2 separate regions of the Homo sapiens genome follow, and region 2 is linked to region 1. A link is a loop called in an ENCODE intact Hi-C map of the cell type or tissue named here. Cell type or tissue: MCF 10A. All regions are shown on one strand. Links, peaks and the distances in the headings refer to the core of each region. The heading gives the core; the rest is flanking DNA. Region 1 holds the start of MYOSLID-AS1 (MYOSLID antisense RNA 1). Region 2 overlaps KLF7 (KLF transcription factor 7).

The links. A loop is a pair of places that touch in the nucleus more often than their neighbours do. Peaks named below come from ENCODE experiments on the same cell type or tissue, not always from the same donor. Only the 100,000 strongest peaks of a DNase experiment are listed, where the experiment ranks them.
Region 2: it touches region 1 in a loop (16-fold over the local background); 30 of 110 quality-filtered maps call a loop at or near these places.

Annotation. Positions count from the first base shown.
Region 1 is chr2:207,252,822-207,255,743 of GRCh38, forward strand. MYOSLID-AS1 (MYOSLID antisense RNA 1) reads right to left here and starts at 1,495. Exons shown (of 4, transcript NR_110283.1): 1 at 1,368-1,495. In MCF 10A, for the core only: no CTCF peak of the experiment used is centred there; DNase peaks (open chromatin) are centred at 1,390 and 1,880.
Region 2 is chr2:207,160,101-207,163,022 of GRCh38, forward strand. The region is part of intron 1 of KLF7 (KLF transcription factor 7); the gene reads right to left. Among named protein-coding and RNA genes, the nearest start is that of KLF7, 4.4 kb to the right of the region's middle. In MCF 10A, for the core only: no CTCF peak of the experiment used is centred there; no DNase peak of the experiment used is centred there.

The DNA.
Region 1 (2,922 bases), core at 137-2,636:
ATCACCACAGGCACAGAGATAGTTAGACATTTAAACAAAGGGTATATCAAATCTTCTATTCTTCTAGCTAATCTATTTTCAGTACTGCCAGAAACACCTAACAAACTACAGTCTCACAAAATCAGAATCTGTGGTACTAGTATCATGTGGTGATGATTAACCTTGTCAACTTATTTTTTAAATAATCCTCATCGTTTATACCATTGTAGTAAAGGGTTCCCCTCTCCCATGCAGCAAGTCCAGAATGAAAGTGGGTTGTTCCCATGGCAACAGAATACAAGGCAGAGAACTCCAGAGAAGGGGGGCGGGTGCATCTCTACACTCAAGGCCATAGCTGCAAGAAAGCCCCAGGCTCCAGGATGGTGGCAGCAAAGAGATGCAACCTGCCATGACATCACACTGCCAGATGGCCTGCTGTTGACATAGGGTTCCCCCCCAACTAATTATTTGCATAAATCTGGATCATTCATTCAAAGAAAAATAAAGGATTCACTCAAGTATACATTGACGTACTTATTAGACAGTTTTTCTCTTTGAACAACTTAGTATTACAAACATTCCCCAAACACCAAGCACATAGTTGCCTTACACATGGAAGCTGTTTAAGAAGCATGTATTTCACGATATATTGGACCCCTTCCTGAACCAGGTATTGCTCAAGATCCAGAGGAGAGTTCTCTCTCTCCAGAGAGTTCACTGTTTAGTGGGTGGACAAGCATGTATAAAGATCCATAGAACCTTACATATCAGCTTAATGATAGACTTGCCCAGGGTATCACAGGGGTGAGAATTCAGGAGAGGAGACCACAACCCTGGAGAAATACATAGGAGGGGAGAAAGGAGACAACGTACGTGTCACATGACCCCGAGGATGAATGAGGAGCTATTGATGCTCCATTGTTTGCTCTGTCTGCTTGCTTTGAGATTGTTGGCGGAGCAAACAGCACAAGCAAAGACCCAAAGGCAAAAAGTAGCACAGTCTAAGTAGGGGAAGCATATGCAGTTTGCTTGTGTTGAACACAAATCTGTAAGGCAGGGACTGGAGGGAGCTGAAGCTAGAGACACAGGGAGCTAAGATGTTAAGAGAACATGTAAGTCCCTCCATCTGGAGAGCTTGGACTATATTTTCTGGGCAATGATGGCACCAACGTGATAAAGCCTGCTTTCTGGATAGACTCAACAGCAGTGAGGAGAGTTGCTTAACAGATAAGATTGGAGTCCAGAGGACCCGTCCCAAGACTGCTTCAAACATCCAGGCAAGAGACAATAAGAGCCTGACTTAGATGGAGGACTAGGGATGGAAGGGTGAGGAGACATTCTAGAAATATTTAGTGAGTAAAGTCACATAGCTTCTCAGCATGACTCACCTTCCCAAATTCCTAAGACTCAAATCTCCATCCACGTCTCCATACCAATTTCGACACTGAAGAAAACCTGGAGGGAGGAAGGATAAGATTTGCAGCGGCTAAAGCTCCTTCAATAGTACATAGCTTATACGGTACATTCGTTGAGCCACTTAAAATGATCAGAGTCACTTTAAACCTTATTGGCTGAGTCGATGAACAGGCAAAATATTTCTTTCTTGAATAGTCCAGTACATTGTTTTCCACAATTAGCGGTCACTGGGGTCGGAAAAAGAACGGAGGTTTTTAGAAAGATTCTGAACAATGTATCAATGCCAACTGAGAGTGGCAGGCACAACAAAACTGATAATGCTTCATATTGAGATAGGATCATTCCTCTGTGGCTTTCCTAGTTTCACAGTGAATATTAATTTTTAGAGCATTCCTATGAAGTAGAAAAGTGGCAAAGCAAGTTGGCTCCATTTCCGTGTGTGGGGCGGGGGTGGTAAGATACTAGTGCAGAGAGATGAACTGACTCGTCAGAGGCAAGGCTAGTTGGAGGAAATCCAGAGGGCAGTTTGGGCTTCTTGGTTTCTTCTGGTTTTATCATCTAAACCCATCCTAATGAGGTTACTGTCTTTAACTCAGCCTGTCCAGATCTCATCTAAAAAGAGGAAGCAAAGACCTGGGTAATTTTCCAGATAATTTCTTTAAAAGAGAAAAAAGCAACCTCTCTTTCCTCCAAATTGTTTATAATTGATGCAATACAGGAAGTCTCACTGCTTGTTAATGAGCTCCCAAACTCAAATTTTGCTATTTAATTTCTTTTTGAAATCTGCGTTTGCCCGAAATATCTCAGTAATTCAAGTGGAAAGGGAAGTTTTGCCTAAATTATGAAAATGACCTCAATTTCCTTCTTTGCGTAGCTAAGGGAGAAGTGGGCAGAACATGGTATCTGAGCTGTAGGAATCAAACCCTTCCCCATGGCCTGGGGTACATGGATCCCCTCTTGGTGTTGGGGAAACCCCACACTCAAGTTCAACATTGTCATCCTGTTTTCCGTCGTCAATCTGTAAGTCTTCATCCTTTACTCATTTGTATCTCCCAGGACTGCAACAGACACCACCTGCTTTGTTTCATTTATGCATTAGTAAAAACGTAGGACTTATACTAATGATTGGAAGAAATGACTCATTTCAAGTTCTTGCTACAGGGTCAGTCTTGGACACAGTTTATTTTGTATGTATATAAAATGGGTAAATTGAGCTAGCAGTGATGAAGCAAGGAAATGACTGCCCTGCCTGCTTTTTTGCCAAAGCACACGTCCCAGTTCTTTGTCTGACTCTAGTCCCTGTCATCTGCCAGTCTGCTTTTGTCTTTCCCTCATTCGGCCACTCTTCCCTTACTCCTTTCTTCTTGTATCTCTCGGGATAGAGCCACATGCCTCTGGACGGCTTCCATTCAGTGAGAACCTTGGATAACAAGGTGGTCCACAGGCAGCAGTTCAGCTGAAAAGCAGCAGCCCTATCCTGAAGCTATTTTGGAGGCAGACTATGAGTCGATAGCAGGACACCAACAG
Region 2 (2,922 bases), core at 302-2,801, 93 kb before region 1:
TGTTACATGTAACATGAATAATTAGACACTATAATTTGTTTCACCAACTTTAACACCATTAGTAGTTGAGTTTTCTAATCACTGTACTTGGTAAGATTCGGCATTTTGGGGTTAAAACATTCCGCCCCCCTACCCCCAATCGTTTATGCTAAGCAAGCAGTCAGTTGATTTGGGAGAACAAAGGGACTACTGGACAGAGGAAATCTCTGCCCCTCACCCTCTGGCACCATTCAAGTTAAGTTGGGGAGCTGTCCTAAACTTTCAGCAAATCGCAGTTCTAACACATAGGCTAACTGATATATCGAGTGAACTGGAATCACAGAGCGATTTTCTGCATTTGCCAGTCGTGGGGTCCAGCAAAGATAATTAAAAGCCCATTGCACAATACTATAAAATGAAAAGATAAGGGGTATCCACCGACCCCGTCTGGAATCAGACCAGCTATCCTATCAACTTGAGCCAGATGGGACTGGCCAGAGGAAATTGTATTCTTCTTTCCTCAACAGGCACAGAGAGCAATTAAAGAAGATTGCAATGTCTTCTTGTACTCCAAAAGTTAAAACGCAAGAATTCTCTGAAGAGAGTACAATGTGAAGATTCATAAAAGAATGGCTATTAAAGGCCCCATTAGGACCCTCTCTGAACTATCTCCATTTAAGTAGAGAGGCAAATTAGCCCCCACTGGCATTTATGTTTAGAATGGGCTGGCAGAAAGAAGCAGCCCACATTTGGATGCTTAAGGTCTCTGACACACCCATACATAAATCATTTCAGGGCAAGGCTGTCATCTTGCATCTTCTGCTCTGCCTTTTAAATGGATGGGACCCCAACATCCCATTCTCCTCAGGGTAAGGAGTGGGGGTGGGAAGTTCATGGAGAACAAAGAATAGTGACCTCCTTTTCCCCCTACTAAGGACAGATGTAGTAAAAAATAACTGCATTATAATGTTTGCCCACTTTAAAATACCAAACTGCAAACAGGTAGACTGAATGATAATGTTTGAAGCCCCTAAATCTACACAAAGATGTGTCTGTTAAAGGAACATGGAAATGAATCTATTAAAGGCTAAGTGTGTGATTGATTGCAGTCACATGTGCTTTCATTTGTAGAGTTACATCTATTTAGTGATTGCATCTTCATAAAGATAAATTCTGGGTAACGGGCAGTTATATTTTTATTTCATCTACCAAGTTGCTGTTTCAAATAAAGAAACAGATTTACAGTAACTGAAGAACACACAAATCACATACCAAAAAAAAACAGTTATTTTATCCTTTCAGTGTGGCTAGCAAGGCTCCTTTGTGTCTACAAATTTCCCTGGGTGGTGCTGTTGCCAAGAAATTCTAATTCATGACAAGGCTATCTGCGAATTGGGGACTGAGGCAAACCTACGGATGGACAGACCCTACAGTTTGCTTTGTTTTCCTGGCTGATATAGCACCTGGCAGCCCAGGCCTGCAGAAGGAAGTGCAAAGGCAAGATCTTCACATAAAAGGAGAAGCAATGTGGCTCACAGACCAAATCCCATCCCTGGTACCATGAGGCTGTTCTTGGAATGCAACCATTTCTGTACGTTTTCCCCTAGAGATTCCTTATACCAAAGGCCCTCATAAAAAGTGTTTCAGGGTGCCTGAAACCAAGATGAAATTGCAGTGTTATGGGGACACTTTAGTCCTTACAGTAGCCAAGTATGCCATTAGTTTAAAACAATAGGGGAATGGGGGAGGAGAGAAGAATGTTCTATGATTTATTTATTTGTTTCCAGTAGCAGTGGAAAATTTTCTCTGAGCAAAGAGAGGCCTGAAACTGACCCCATCTGCCAATTATGAATCAGCATTAACAACAAACATAATTCCATAAGACTTTTCAAGCAAACATGCGATGCTCCTCAATGACACGACGCAAAGCTAAGTCCAAATAAGACTTAGATCATCACTGCTTGACCTGCACTCATGAAATAGCAGACTAGAGATAAAACATATAAAAGTTCTAAAAGTCTTTGTATATTCAAGAAGAAAATAAAAGCATTGTATCAAATTCTTTTTATTTTCCAAGTCAGCAGTGTGTCTAAAAAAAAAGATTATGATTTCTATTGGCAAAAAAAGTCATGAATGAGTTTCCCTTTACTCATAATCAAGTGGTACCCCATAAGAAACTCTGGTTTCTGTCCTACCCTTGACCTTTTCCTACTTTTGCTCAGACAGCTCTTGGAAATTTTCCTACAAGTTTTCAAAGCGCTTAAGGCTGGTAGTCTTAAGAATTGCGCGTCAGCTGAATTCTATAAAATAATAGACCACATAAGCACAGTGTAATTTACAGTTATATGACAGGCAGAAAGATGATGTTACTTGGGCCGAGTGCTTAAGTATGCAGTCAGAGCCCAGGAATGGAGAGCTGTTAATGTGTGATGTCCATTTGGATTTCAGAATTATACCAGCAACGATTATTTTCAGACTTGGAGCTATGTGGCTAAGGCATCATTGCCAGAAAATCCAATGTCAAAACGAGGATCTCCGTGACGAGAGGGAGCCCTGCCACAGTCAGTGACTTTGTCACAGGCTCACTGACTATTAAGCAGGACAATTATCCCATATCCTAAGTTTAAAATAAAATCCCCAAATTGTTTATCTTCAATTTTCAAACGTAAAAATGTTCTTGAGTTTATCATCGAAGCCACTCTTTCTCTAGAAACCAAGTCAGATTATCAGAGTCTCCACATTTTGCTCATCTCCATGAGCCCAGGTACATTGTTCACTTTAAGAAGAACATCTAATAATTACTCCTCATTTGACCTCTAAAATCTGATTACCCCAGAGCATAAAGAAACTTCTTCCTGTCTGGGGTTCTTTGCAGAAACCCTGTTGAGCTGTTTTGAGCAAAAGAGTCTCAAAATTTCATTATCCGATAGTTGATTTGGAACT